Regions from separate parts of the Homo sapiens genome. Here region 2 is linked to region 1. A link is a contact called in ENCODE POLR2A ChIA-PET data. All regions are on one chromosome and are shown on one strand. The core of a region is the stretch at or near the end of the contact, and the rest is flanking DNA. Distances in the headings are between cores, read along the strand shown. Region 1 holds the start of KCTD7 (potassium channel tetramerization domain containing 7). Region 2 overlaps TYW1 (tRNA-yW synthesizing protein 1 homolog).

The links. ChIA-PET counts read pairs that join two places held with the same protein, here RNA polymerase II (POLR2A).
Region 2: POLR2A ChIA-PET joins it to region 1 with 22 read pairs in PC-3. The contact joins the enhancer-like site here to the promoter of KCTD7 in region 1. POLR2A ChIA-PET finds 5 or more read pairs at or near these places in 2 of 52 experiments (PC-3 and T-cell).

Annotation. Positions count from the first base shown.
Region 1 is chr7:66,624,855-66,631,889 of GRCh38, forward strand. It overlaps KCTD7 (potassium channel tetramerization domain containing 7), which reads left to right and starts at 4,027. Exons shown (of 4, transcript NM_153033.5): 1 at 4,027-4,354. The coding sequence starts at 4,211. RefSeq lists silencers at 2,608-2,807, 3,818-4,387.
Region 2 is chr7:67,032,833-67,039,867 of GRCh38, forward strand. All of the region lies in intron 7 of TYW1 (tRNA-yW synthesizing protein 1 homolog), which reads left to right. Among named protein-coding and RNA genes, the nearest start is that of TYW1, 40 kb to the left of the region's middle. Within about 2 kb of position 4,104, at least 6 of the 41 ENCODE cell types and tissues checked have a DNase peak (open chromatin) inside an H3K27ac peak, as active enhancers do.

The DNA of each region.
Region 1 (7,035 bases), core at 2,777-5,276:
GAGTTAGAAGTTTGGCCTTCACTTGCTCTTTCATCCTTAAAAAGTGTTTTTTGGCCAGGCACAGTGGCTCACACCTGTAATCCCAGCACTTTGGGAGGCCTAGGTAGGTGGATCACCTGAGGTCACCTGAGTACAGGTGACCTGTACTCCCAGCTACCTGGGGGCTGAGGTGGGAGGATTCCTTGAGCCCAGCAGGCAGAGGTTGCAGTGAGCTGAGTTCACGCCACTGCACTCTAGCCTGGGTGACAGTGAGACCCTGCCTCAAAAAAAAAAAAAAAAAAATTGATGAGAGGGGAGAATGGGATCTGCAAAAAAGATAGAAATGAGATGGAGATCAGAGGAGAGCCAGAAGAGGGTTGTGAAATTCAAAGGAGTGAAGTGAAGTAGGGCTAGGTGAGGTGGCTCATGCCCGTAATCCCAGAACTTTGGGAGGCCGAGGAGGGCGGATCACCAGAGGTCAAGAGTTCAAGACCAGCCTGGACAACATGGTGAAACCCCATCTCTTCCAAAACTACAAAAATGTAGCCAGGCATAGTGGCACACATTGGTGGTCCAGCTACTTGGGAGGCTGAGGATGGAGGATCACTTGAACTCAGGGGGTGGAGTTGCAGTTAGCCAAGATCACACCACCACACTCCAGCCTGGGCAATAGAGTGAGACCCCATCTCAAAAAATAAAAACAAACAACAACAAAAAAACAAAGGAGTGAGAAAGGAGGTAGGACTGGACTCTGGAGGTGGAACTCAGACACCACAACAAATTGAAGACTAGCTAAAACAGGTCTGGGGTGGAAGCAGCTTTCCATAAGATACACACACAAGTGTGCATGGTCAGTTTACCATTGCCATAGCAACACTGCCCCTTTCCACAGCAGTGACCCAATGACCTGACCCTCAAGTTACCAACCTCATCCTAGAAATTGCTATGTAAACTGCCCCTCAATTTGCATATAATTAAAAGTTGGTATAAATATAAGTGCAGAACTGCCTCTGAGCTGCTACGCTGGGCACACTGCTTATGGGGTAGCCCTGCTCTGCAAGGTGCAGTATCTCTGCTGCTGCTGTACATTGCTGCTTCAATAAAAGTTGCTGTGTAGGCCAGGCGTGGTGGCTCATGCCTGTAATCCCAGCACTCTGGGAGGCCGATACGGGCAGATCACCTGAGGTCAGGAGATCAAGACCATCCTGGCTAACACGGTGAAACCCCGTCTCTACTAAAAAAAATACAAAAAATTAGCCGGGCGTGGAGGCGGGCGCCTGTAGTCCCAGCTACTCGGGAGGCTGAGGCAGGAGAATGGCGTGAACCCAGGAGGTGAAGGTTGCAGTGAGCCGAGATTGCGCCACTGCCCTCCAGCCTGGGCGACAGAGACTCTGTCTCAAAATAAATAAATAAATAAGATAAAAATAAAATAAAATTCCCTGACTGCTTAAACTACTTTTGGTTGCAGTTTCTTGGTACAGCTGAAACATCCCAATTGGCATAAGGATTGAAAGAGGAAATTTTGTTACAGGTATTTTTGAGAAAGACTAGAGTATAATGGAAGACAAGAGAGGGCCTCAAGGGGCCTCCTTTAGGGCAGTGTTACTCAAAGTGTGGTTCATGGACCAGCAGCATCATAATTATCCTGGGATTTGTTAGGAATGCAAATTACCAAGTGCTTCACCCAAGACTGATCAACTCAGATTCTCTGAGGGTGGGACTGGGGCTCTGTTTATTTTTTTATTTTAACTTTTTATGGATACATAATATTTTACATATGTATGGGATATCTGTGATATTTTGTTACGTGCATAGGATGTGTAATGATTAAGTCAGAGCATTAGTGGTATCCATCACTTTGGGAATTTACTCATGTGTTGGAAACAATTCAAGTCCTCTCTTCTAGATTTTTGTTATTGTTGTTGTTGAAACAGAGTCTCTGTCACCTAGGCACTGGAATGCAGTGGTGCAATCACAGCTCACTGCAGCTTCGACCTCCCTGGCTCGCATGATCCTCCTTGCTTTACCCTCCTAGTAGCTGGGACTACAGATGTGAGCCACCACACTCAGCTATATATATATTTTATTTTTTGTAGAGGCAGGGTCTAACTACGTTGTCCAGGCTGGTCTTGACCTCCTGGGCTCAAGGTATCCTCCCGCCTTGGCTTCCCAAAGTGTCTTCCAGCTATTTTGAAATATACAATCCATTGTTGTTAATTATAGTCACTACTCTGCTTTTGAACCATAGAACATAAACCTTTTTATCTAACTGTATGTCCTTCATTAACCTAAATCTCTTCATTTCTCACCCAACCGTTCCCAGCCTCTGGTTTCTTTCTACTCTCTAAATTTATGAGATCGATTTGTTTTAGCTGCCACAGATAAGAACATGCAATATTTATGTCTTTCTGTGCCTGGCTTATTTCACTTAACATAATGACGTCCATCCACGTTGCTGCAGATGACGTGATTTCATTCCTTTTCATCTGTGTTTAAACAAGGTCTCCCTCCAGGGATTTTGATGCAACTGAAGTTGGAGAAAACACAGACCTAGGACACTCCTGCAGCTGGGAGTGCGATGGTCTAACAGAGGAAGTGCTATGCCACCAGCTCATCTTTGCCATCCTGGAGCTGTCTAATCTACGACTCAGTTTTCTTTTCTGTCACTACACTGTGAGAATGAGATGAGGAACTGGGTGTGAAAACGGTTTGAAAAGGAGAAGCATGGTTGCACACGCCTGCGATCCCAGCACTTTGGGAGGCTGACGAGGGAGGACAGCTTGAGGCAAGGAGTTTGAGACCAGCCTGGGCAACATGACAAGACCCCATTTCTTAAAAAAAAAAAAAAAAAAAAATTTTTTTTTCTTTTTTGAGACGGAGTTTCGCTCTTGTTGCCCAGGTTGGAGTATAGTGGCCGTGATCTCGCCTCACTGCAATCTCCATCTCCTGGGTTCAAGCGATTCTCCTGCCTCAGCCTCCCTAGTAGCTGGGATTGCAGGTGTGCCACCATGCCTGGCTAATTTTGTATTTTTAGTAGAGATGAGGTTTCACCATGTTGGCCAGGCTGGTCTCAACTTCCTGACCTCAGGTGATCCACCCGCATCGCTTACCAAAGAGCCAGGATTACAGGCGTGAGCCACTGCGCCCGGCCAAAATTTTAAAAAATCAGCTGAGTGTGGTGGTGCGCGTCTGTGGTCCCAGCTACTCGGGAGGCTGGGGCGGGAGGATTGCTTGAGCCCAGGGGTTGCAATGAGCTATGATTGCGCCACTGCACTTCAGCCTGGGTAACAGAGTGAGACTTTGTCTTTTAAAGAAAGGAGAAAATGGCTTGAACGGGCTAAGAACCTTGACCCCCAGGAGACTCCCTGCGCTGATAGAGCCTCTAGGGCTGGACTCCGCCTCCCAGGGAGCCGGGAGCATCTTGGGGAAGGGCCTGTCTCCATCTGTGTGTCCCGGTGGAAAAACGGTCACGGTGGGGAGTCACTGTCATTATTCATTGAACTCAAGCGCTCCTATTTTGGGTTTTCTCGTTCGGATTTCTGCGCGAGCGAGTGAGGAAGAACTGGACACCCGGGCGGTGCCCTGCGGCTCGGGGCGGGGCCAGCCGCGGTGGCGTGTCCGCAGCCACCTCAGCCCTCCTCCCGCCACATCCTCCAGGAAAGGCTGCTCAGGCCTTCCATTGAGGAGACAAGGACCCGCTGCTCTGGGGCCAGACACACGAGTAAGTCGTGACCCCCTGTGTGAAGGGATAAGGCGTCTACCCTGACGCGGGTGAGAACCCTCTTCACGGCAGACTCCGACGCCCAGTTATGAGAGCGTAGCGGCGCACCACCGCCGGGTCTCTCGGAGAGGGCGCGCCCGCTGGCCAGAGGACCAATCAGTGCACGGCAGGCTCGCAGGCCGCCCCCCCCCCCCCCCCCCAACCCAGGGACCACTCAGGCGCCGGCCGCTGGCGCTGCCTGCTCTTCGACTGGGCGAGCTTCCTGCCAATCAGGGCGGAACCAGCGCGGCGTCGGCCAGTAGCGGGAGGCGGTCGGGTCAGGCCCCAGCTGGGCGCGAGCGGGTCGGCGTTGAGGGAGCCACCGCCCTCCCGCCTGCGCACTGCCTCTCGCCCCCCTCCGGCCAGCCCGCAGCCGGCCGCGTCATGCCAGGCGCTGCTCGGCGGTAGGGAGTGCCCGGGGCCGCCGCCTCCGCCCGCCCGAAGCCGCGCCCACTGCCCAGAGCCAGAGGGATGGTGGTAGTCACGGGGCGGGAGCCAGACAGCCGTCGTCAGGACGGTGCCATGTCCAGCTCTGACGCCGAAGACGACTTTCTGGAGCCGGCCACGCCGACGGCCACGCAGGCGGGGCACGCGCTGCCCCTGCTGCCACAGGAGGTACCCGGGCGGGCGGCGGGCCGCGGGGCGTGGGGAGGGGCGCGGGGGAGAAGCGGGCGCGGGGCATAGCGGTCCTCGGCGGGTGGGCGGGGCCGGGGTTGGGGGCGGGGCCCGCGGACTTGCGCCCCTCCCCCGCCCACCTGCAACTCCCCCGCCCACCTGCACCCCTACCCACCCACCTTCAACCCCTGTCAATTACACCCACTAGGTGTGCTTCCCCACCCCCTACACCCTCCGCCCAGTAGTCACTGGGGTGATTTACTCCCATCGCCATGTCCCACTTTTACCGAAGACAGGAGGGAGGGTGGGCCGTGGGAGGGGGACCCTGGAGCCCCGAGAGCTGATGGTGTGTCTGACCAGGCACCGTAGCTCGAGCCTGTAATCCCAACACATTGGGAGGGAGGATCGCTTGAGGGCAGGAGTTGGAGGCCAGCCTGGGCAACATAGCGAGGCCCCGTCCCTACTACGACTGGAAAAACAAAGGCATTTTGGGTTGGATGAATAAAAAAAAGAAAAGAAAAAGATGTCTTCTAGAGAATCCAACAGGATGCTGTAGTGGTTGCCCACACCTAGTCTCCAGCTACCTAAGGAACAAGGCAAGGAGCTGTCTGCACATAAGGGGCAGGCCAGTTCATAGATGTAGGCACGGTCACCTGGCATCCCATGGCTTTCACTCACAGGCTGCTGTGCTCTGGTGCACAGGGGCTTCCACGGGTCTTACTTAATGTGTGTGATACTATCATGTCAACACCTGAAATGACACTCAAGAGACGGGAGAAGATACCAGGCATGGTGGCTCACATCTGTAATCTCAGCAGTTTGGGATGCTGAGGTGGGAGGATTGCTTGATCCCAGCAGTTAGAGACTAGTCAGGGCAACAGTGAGACCCTGCCTCTACAAAAATGAAAATTAGCCAGGCTTGGTGGTGTGTGCCTGTAGTCCCAGGTGCTCAGGAAGGTGAGTTGGGAGGATTGCTTGAGCCCTGGAGGTTGAGGCTGCAGTGAGCTGTAATTGTGCCACTGTACTCCAGCCTGGGTGTGATAGAGTAAGACCGTACCTACAAACAAACAAAAACAAAAAAAGCAAGAGAAGGGAAACGATGCCAGGTGTGGTGGCTTACACTTGTAATCCCAGCACTTTGGGAGGTCAAGGCAGGAGGATGGTTTGAGGCCAGGAGTCTGGGACCAGCTTGGGCAACACAGACTCCATCTCTACAAATAAAAAATAAAGAGGAGGGAAGGTGAAGCATTACTGGACACCGAAGATGGCTTCTAGGAGGCAGGGACTAAGGTAGTGCCAGATCCAGGAGCATGTGGTATGCGGAGTCCCAGGACAATGGAGGCCCTCAACAATTGAGGCCCTCAACAGGCTGGGCTAGGTGATGCTCTTGGGAAGCAGATAGTGTTGTGCTGGGATTGCAAGCCCCATACACACAATGCCATGGGAAAATGAGCAAAAATCTAGAAGTAATCTCTGCAATTGGAAAAAAGTCATTAGTCACAGTGGTGCTATTTTTTTGTGCACTGTCATTGGGAAAATGATATGGTTTGAGGGAAAGAGCACAAGACCACAGATTGCAGACCAGGGCCCCACCACCAGTTCCCCCCACTGATGACATTGCCCCATGTGAGCTCCAAAACTGTTTCCGATGGCTTTTGTCCTCTCTGCTTCAATCCTCTCATCTCTAATATGGAGCAAGCACTTGGATTGGTATGAAGTATCTTTAGAAAAGGTTTAAAGAGCTCCAGAAATGTTAAGTATTATTATTCCAAAATGATATCTGAGCCCTTGATATACACATAAAATGGTTTTAGAGGACCTACAGAATAAGCGCAAGGCATTTTCATGTCCTGTGGGTGCAGAAGAGTAACAGTGCATACACACACGGAAGTGTAACTACCTGTCTATTTCTTTCATTCATTCGGTGAATTTTGGGTCTTTATTTGAGCCAGGCGCTGCACAAGGCCCTGGGTCAGCTTTATTTAATGTATTTGTACCCTATTTTATTTCACAAAGGATTTGAAAGCTGGGAAAGGTACTGTGTAGATAAGCAGACTTTCACTGGAGCAGGAGAGATGTAATATTGAAAAGGATGCATGGCTATAATCCCAGCACTTTGGGAGGCCAAGGCAGGAAGATCACTTGAGGTTAGGACTTTGAGACCAGCTTGGCCAACATGGTGAAACCCCATCTCTACTAAAAATACAAAAATTAGTTGGGTGTGGCCATGCCCACCTGTAGTCCCAGCTACTTTGGAGGCTGGGGCAGCAGAATCTCTTGAACCCGGGAGGCAGAGGTTGCAGTGAACCGAGATCGTGCCATTGCACTCCAGCCTGGGTGTTGCAATGAGATTCCGTCTCAAAAAAAAAAAAAAAAGATGCATAGGGATACAATTTGAATTGATCTGGAGGAAGTTTGTGGGAAGATTAAAGAGAACTTAAACTGACCTCATTTTTTCAAATGCAGTTTGGTAGAAACCACAAGCAGTGCAAAACAGGAAAAAAAAAAAAGCCTTGCATTTTAAGGGAAACCTCGAGCTTCTTAGGGCACATTTATACCATCATTTTCATGTTCCTCACTCAGCCCTTACCTCCAGAACCTTAGCTGGACCGGAAACCAGGCTCACTCTACAGATTAGGAGAGGAGTAGATGCCTGGAAGTATTCAACACACAACTACTGA
Region 2 (7,035 bases), core at 2,854-5,353, 410 kb after region 1:
CTTTCTTTTTCCTTCTTTTTTGAGCCCATTTTCCAGCAGCAGAGAAGTATACCTTTTTTTTTTTTTTTTTTTTTTTTTTTTTGAGACAGAATCTCGCTGTCTCATCCAGGCTGGGGTGCAGTGGCACAATCTCAGCTCACTGCAACCTCTGCCTCCCAGGTTCAAGCGATTGTCCTGTGTAAGCCTCCTGAGTAGCTGCGATTACAGGTGCGTACCACCACGCCCGGCTAATTTTTGTAATTTTAGTAGAGATGGAGTTTCACCATATTGGCCAGGCTGGTCTTGAACTCCTTACCTCAGGCGATCCTCCTGCCTGAGCCTCCCAAAGTGTTGGGATTCCAGGCATGAGCCACTGCACCTGTCCAAGAAGTATACTGATGGCTGCTTAGTCCCTCCTCTGTGCCCTGTCCCTCTGGCTTCTCTTTTGAAGTCTGTCACCTGCTGTCTGCTCTACTTGACCAATGGGTCAGGATCTGAGATCTCCCTTGCCCCCATCCTGCTGTCAGGGGAACACTCCTGAGTTCTTTATTTGGAGGGGACAGGCCAATTCCTACCCAGCAGCAGTGCTCACTTGCTAATGCAAGTAGCTGATCCGTTTGCTTCTGAATTTCCTAGGCGGCAGCCGTACGTCAATCTGTAATCCTCTGAGGGCGGGGGATACAGAGCAACTTCTTTGAGAGGCTGGATTGGCAGTTTTCTTGTGGGGCTAGAGGTAAGAAGCTGACAGCTCCCTGTAGCCTCTCTCCTTTTGAGGGAGTGGAGAGAACTTAAAGTACCTTACCAACATTCTCTAGAGAAATCTTCAAAAACCCTGTCCCATTACCTCCATGCTCTCTACTCTTTCATCTCTGTGATCTGGGGGACCCTTTTTTTTTTTTTTTGAGACGGAGTCTCGCTCTGTTGCCAAGGCTGGAGTGCAGTGGCGTGATCTTGGCTCAGTACAACCTCTGCCTCTGGGATTCAAGCAATTCTCTGCCTCAGCCTCCCGAGTAGCTGGGATTACAGGCGCCTGCAACCATGCCTGGCTAATTTTTATATGTTTAGTAGAGACGAGGTTTCACCATCTTGGCCAGGCTGGTCTTGAACTCCTGACCTTGTGATCTGCCCACCTCGGCCTCCCAGAGTGCTGGGATTACAGGCGTGAGCCACCGTTCCTGGCCAGGGGAGCCATTTTTAATGTTGTAAAACTGTTTCTCAGATATGTCTTTGAAAATTTTTAACTTGATCTGATCTTCTCTTTGTAGTTTCATTTAATTTATTTATTTATTTTTATTTTATTTTTTTTTTTTGAGATGGAGTCTTGCTCTGTTGCCCAGGCCGGAGTGCAGTGATGCGATCTCAGCTCACTGCAACCTCCTCCTTCTGGGTTCAAGCAATTCTCCTGCCTCAGCCTCCCGAGTAGCTGGGATTACAGATGTGTGCCACCACACCTGGCTATTTTTGTATTTTTTTTAGTACAGACGGGGTTTTGCCATGTTGGCTGGGCTGATGTCCAGTTCCTGGCCTCAAGATATCCACCTGCCTTGGCCTCCCAAAGTGCTGGGATTACAGTCGTGAGCCACTGTGCCCGGCCTCCTTTAATTTAAAACCCTGTTGACATGTGTTTTAAAATTTCACAGACAGCAGTCCTCTGTTCCTGTTTTTCCTGGATCCGCTTTTCATAGTAACCACAGTTTTCAGTTTGACAGTATTCTTGCAGGTATTTTATTGCCTTTTATAAACACATTTGTTTTGGTATAATTTTGTTTTTTGGCTACACAAATGGGATCATTTTGTACTCCTGGTCTACAGACTGCTTTTCTTTCGCTTTAACATGACAGCTTTCTGGTCCTGTCATATTAGATGAATTCAATGTAAGGTTCATTTTAAGGTAGTTCGTAATGATGTCCCACAATTTATTTGGCTCTTGTTCATTAACATTCAGGTGTTTTCTCATTTTTGTAATGGATACTCTTGCTCATATTTTTTGTGGCTGATATAAACTTATCCGAAGAATAAATTCCTAAAATTGAAATTCCGGCGTCAAAGGGAGTTTGTAGTTTTGATATTTCCAAATCGCCTTGTGAAAGTTGCAAAGAGTTTCCCATCTGTTTCCATTGTAGAAGAGAAATGAGAGTACCTGTTCTCTACATCTGAGATGTTATCAATCTTTCAAATCTTGTCAATCTGAAAAATAGTAGCTTTGTGTTAATTTGCATTTTTAAAATTTTGAGTGAGATTGGATGCATTTTGTGTTTATTGTTCATTTGCATTTTTTCTTTCTTTTTTCTTTTCATGTGAAACATTTCTTTCTTTTTTTTTTTTGAGATGGAGTCTTGCTCTGTTGCCCAGGCTGGAGTGTAGTAGTGTGATCTTGGCTCACTGCAACTTCCGCCTCCCAGTTTTAAGTGATTCTCCTGCCTCATCCTCCCAAGTAGCTGGGATTACAGGTGCATGCCACCATGCACAACTAATTTGTATTTTTTATAGAGATGGGGTTTCACCATGTTGGCCAGGTTGGTCTCAAACTCCTGGCCTCAAATGATCACCCGCCTCGGTCTCCCAAAGTGTTGGGATTACAAGCGTGAGCCACTGCGCCTGGCCTGAATCATTTCTTTCTGTCTGCCTGAAATTAGACAAACTGCAAGGTCTGAGACCACAGTCTCCAAGACTGCTCCCACTTTTGACACCAGCTACAGATTTGTTGCGGTCCTTAGACCATCCTCAGGTTGATAATTTGCTAGAAAAACGCACAGAGCTCCCTGAAAGCTTTTATACTCAAGGGTATAGTTCATTGTGAGGAAAGGATACAGAAAATCAGCTAAGGGAAGACATGCACAAGGCAATGCCTGGGAAGTTCCATTGTTCTTTTTGTTTGTTTGTTTGAGATGGAGTCTTCCTCTGTTGCCCAGGCCAGAGTACAGTGGCGCCATCTCGCTGACTGCAACCTCTACCTTCCAGGTTCAAGCGATTCTCCTGCTTTAGCCTCCCGAGTAGCTGGGACTACAGGTGCATGCCACCATGCCCAGCTAATTTTTTGTGTTTTTAGTAGAGACGAGGTTTCACCGTGTTAGCCAGGATGGTCCCGATTTGCTGATCTTATGATCCGCCCACCTTGGCCTCCCAAAGTGCTGGGATTACAGGCGTGAGCCACTGTGCCCGGCCGGTTCTATTGTTCTTAAGTCCAAGGCTCCCATTGTCCTCAGATCAGAATGGTTTTGATATTTCCTTTTTTTTTTTTTTTTGAGGTTTAGCATCAGTCTTTAATGCTGTCGCGCTGCATCGACAACTCACACACTTTGGTGTCATGTTGGCAGTGGCAACTTATAATGAGTCTAAAAGTCTGAGCACCAGACTGGGCTCCAGGGAATAGACATTTGTTCCAACTCCCCCTCCCTCCCCAAGGTTTCTTCGGAATCCTATTATGGCCCTATACAGAGAAGAGTGGCTGCTGGGGACTGGTATTATGTGAGTGCATACCAATTATACATGGGATTATAAAAACATGTTTACAGACGTTCCATAGCGCTCCTCTAATCAGAAGCAAAGACCCTTTTATCAAAAGAGATTATATCTAGGGCTGTGCACAATTCAAAAGGATCAGATCCCTTTGAAACAGTCCATAGTCCATGAAACAAAAATTACCTGGGCCACTGGTAAGCCCCAGGTGTGCCAAGATTCTTTACAGAAATGGAAAGAGTGTGACCCATAAAGTGAGGACATTCAGCTTCACTAGAGCCAGAGGTCAGGAGGGCCCCTTGCTGGGGCCAGGCTCCCAGACCCTCAAGGGAGAGGTGACCGCACTTGCTGGAGTCACTCACTGGAGGCTGGCTCCCTTGGTCGTGCTGGAACAAGAGGTATTGCTTGTGGGTGCCAGCCAGGCAGTTCTGCAGGAATAGTTTAGGATTTCAATTTGAGATGGCCAAAGAGAAGACAGGATTCTTCAGCGGAAAAGGAAGACATGAGAGACAAATAGAGAATAAACCATGAACTGGTCACACAACAGAAGCTGAGTTGTGTACAGGGTCTGGCAGCCAAGGCAGCAGGTTGACATCATTTACCAGCCAGAAGCAAAGAGACTACAGAGGGATCAAGTGCAGCTGCTGGGCAGGGACTGGAGGGAGGAGGGTGTGGGCCCATCCTGGGAGGGCTGCCAGACCCAGTGGGGCAGACCAGCAGCTGGTGACAGACGTCAGCCACTGTGCCTGGCCCAGTTTTTATTGAGCCTTCATTAGCTAGGCATGATTGATTAATTGATTGCCTCTGTGGTAAGGCTCAGTCTTGAGCACCCCCTCTTCCTCCTGAATTTTGGGCTGATACCACATTGCCCTAGGGGTCCGCCATGAGACACCTAATTAGCATAAAATATCAGATGTAGTCTGAAGGGCTCACCATGAGTAACAAAGATACTCCTAGCCGGGCGCAGTGGCTCACACCTGTCATCCCAGCATTTTGGGAGGCCGAGGCAGGTGGATCACCTGACGTCAGGAGACCAGCCTGACCACCATGGTGAAACCCCATTTCTACTAAATAAAAAAAAGAATTAGCCAGGCGTGGTGGTGCATGCCTGTAATCCCAGCTACTTGGGAGACTAAGGCAGGAGAATCCCTTGAACCCAGAAGGCGGAGGTTGCAGTGAGCCAAGATTGCACCATTGCACTCCAGCCTGGGCAACAAGAGCGAAACTCCGTCTCAAAAAAAAAAAAAAAAAAGATAATCCTATCACTTGAGAATGTTCAAGGATTTAGAGGTTAATTTTCCAGGAGCTGGGGACAAAGGCTAGACATCTTATTCTTTATTGTACACTGTGTTTCATCTATTTTTATATTGGATTATTTGGTTTCTTTTGTAAAGCTTATCATAAAAAAATATCCCAGGCTGGGTGCGGCGACTCTGCCTGTAATCCCAGCACTTTGGGAGCCTGAGGTGGGAGGATTGCTTGAGCCCGGGAATTTGAGACCAGCCTCGGCAACATAGCAACACTGTCTCTATTAATAAAAAAAATTTAAAAAATACTGTGATGAATATAATACTCTAACATTATAGTTATTTTCTAAATTTAAAATTAGCATCTTTCTCTTGTTTTAGCATTTTGTTACTTACTTCCTAATACATGTCATGTGTCCTTAATCCAAAAGTCTGAAATCCAAAATGCTTCAAAATATGAAACTTTTTGAGTCCTGATATGACATTCAAAGGAAATGCTCGGGCCGAGCTTGGTGGCTCATGCCTATCATCCCAGTACTTTGGGAGGCCGAGGCGGGCAGATCACCTGAGGTCAGGAGTTCGAGACCAGCCTGGCTAACATGGTGAAACCCTGTCTCTACTAAAAAAATATAAAAATTAGCCTGGCGTGGTGGCAGATGCATGTAGTCCCAACTACTCAGGAGGCTGAGACAGGAGAATTGCCTGAACTTGGGAGGCAGGGGTTGCAGTGAGCCTAGATTACGCCACTGCACTCCAGCCTGGGTGACAGAGTGAGACTGTCTCAAAATAAATTCACGTCCACACCAGGCCGGGCTTGGTGGCTCATTCCTGTAATCCCAGAACTTTGGGAGGCTGAGGTGGGTGGATCTCTTGACCCCTGGAGTTTGAGACCAGCCTGGGCAACATAGTGAGACCCTTGTCTCTACAAAACATAAAAAGTTAGCTGGGCATGGTGGCTGGTACCTGTGGTCCCAGCTACTTGGGAGGCTGAGGTGGGAGGATTGTTTGAGCCTGGGAGGTCAAGGCTGCAGTGAGCTATGATCGCACCACTGCACTCCAGCCTGGACAACAGAGTAAAACCTTGTCTCCAAAATACAAACATGTGGCCAGGCATGATGGCTCACACCTGTAATCCCAGCACTTTGGGAGGCTGAGGCAGGCAGATCACCTGAGGTCAGGAGTTCGAAACCAACCTGGCCAACATGGCGAAACCCCGTCTCTACTAAAAATATAAAAATTAGCCGGGTATGGTGGCGCATGCCTGTAGTCCCAGCTACTCGGGAGGTTGAGACAGGAGAATCGCTTGAACCCCAGAAGCAGAGGTTGCAGTGAGCCAAGATTGTGCCACTGCACTCCAGCCTGGGCAACACAGCAAGACTCCATCTCAAAAGCAAAACAAAACAAACAAAACAAAGGAAATACTCATTGGAGCAGTTCGGATTTTGGCTTTGAAGATTTGGGATGCTCAACTGTTAAGCAAAATGCAAGTATTTGAAAATCTAAAAAAAATTGTGAAATCTGAAAAACTTCTGATCCCCTAAGCATTTCAGCTAAAGCTACTCAACTTGTACTTCCATGTGGCCATGTGGTCTTTGTCATTTTTAGTAGCTTTTGTATTTTGAAGCCCGGGAAGAGGAGCTATTAAGAATGACAAGTAGGCCGGGTGCAGTGGCTCACTCCTGTAATCCCAGTCCTTTGGGAGGCTGAGACGGGCAGATCATGAGGTCAGGAGATCAAGACCATCCTGGCTAACACAATGAAACCCCATCTCTACTAAAAAATACAAAAATATTAGCCAGGTGTGGTGGCAGGCACCTGTAGTCCCAGCTACTCGGGAGGCTGAGGCAGAAGAGTGGCATGAACCCAGGAGGTGGAGCTTGCAGTGAGCCGAGATCCCGCCACTGCACTCCAGCCTGGGTGACAGTGTGAGACTCCGTCTCAAAAAAAAAAAAAAGAATGACAAGTAGATGGAATATGGGTACAAGGTCTGGTCCAGCCAGATTGTAACTTGGTGATCTAAAGGTACAGTTTAACCTTCCCTAGCTTTAATCTCCTTTCCTGAGGAACATAGAGTTGTTGTATATGAAAGTGCTTTATAATCTTGAAAAGCCCGACAGACATTGAAATGAGCATTTTATTATTTTTTTAATTACTTTTTTTTTTTTGAGACAGAGTCTCACTCTGTCATCAGGCTGGGGTGCAGTGGCGCGATCTCGGCTCACTGCAGCCTCTACTCCCTCTTTCAAGTGATTGTTCTGCCTCAGCCTCCTGAGTAGCTGGGACTACAGGTACGTGCCACCACGCCCAGCTAATTTTTGTATTTTTAGTATAGACGGGGTTTCACCGTGTT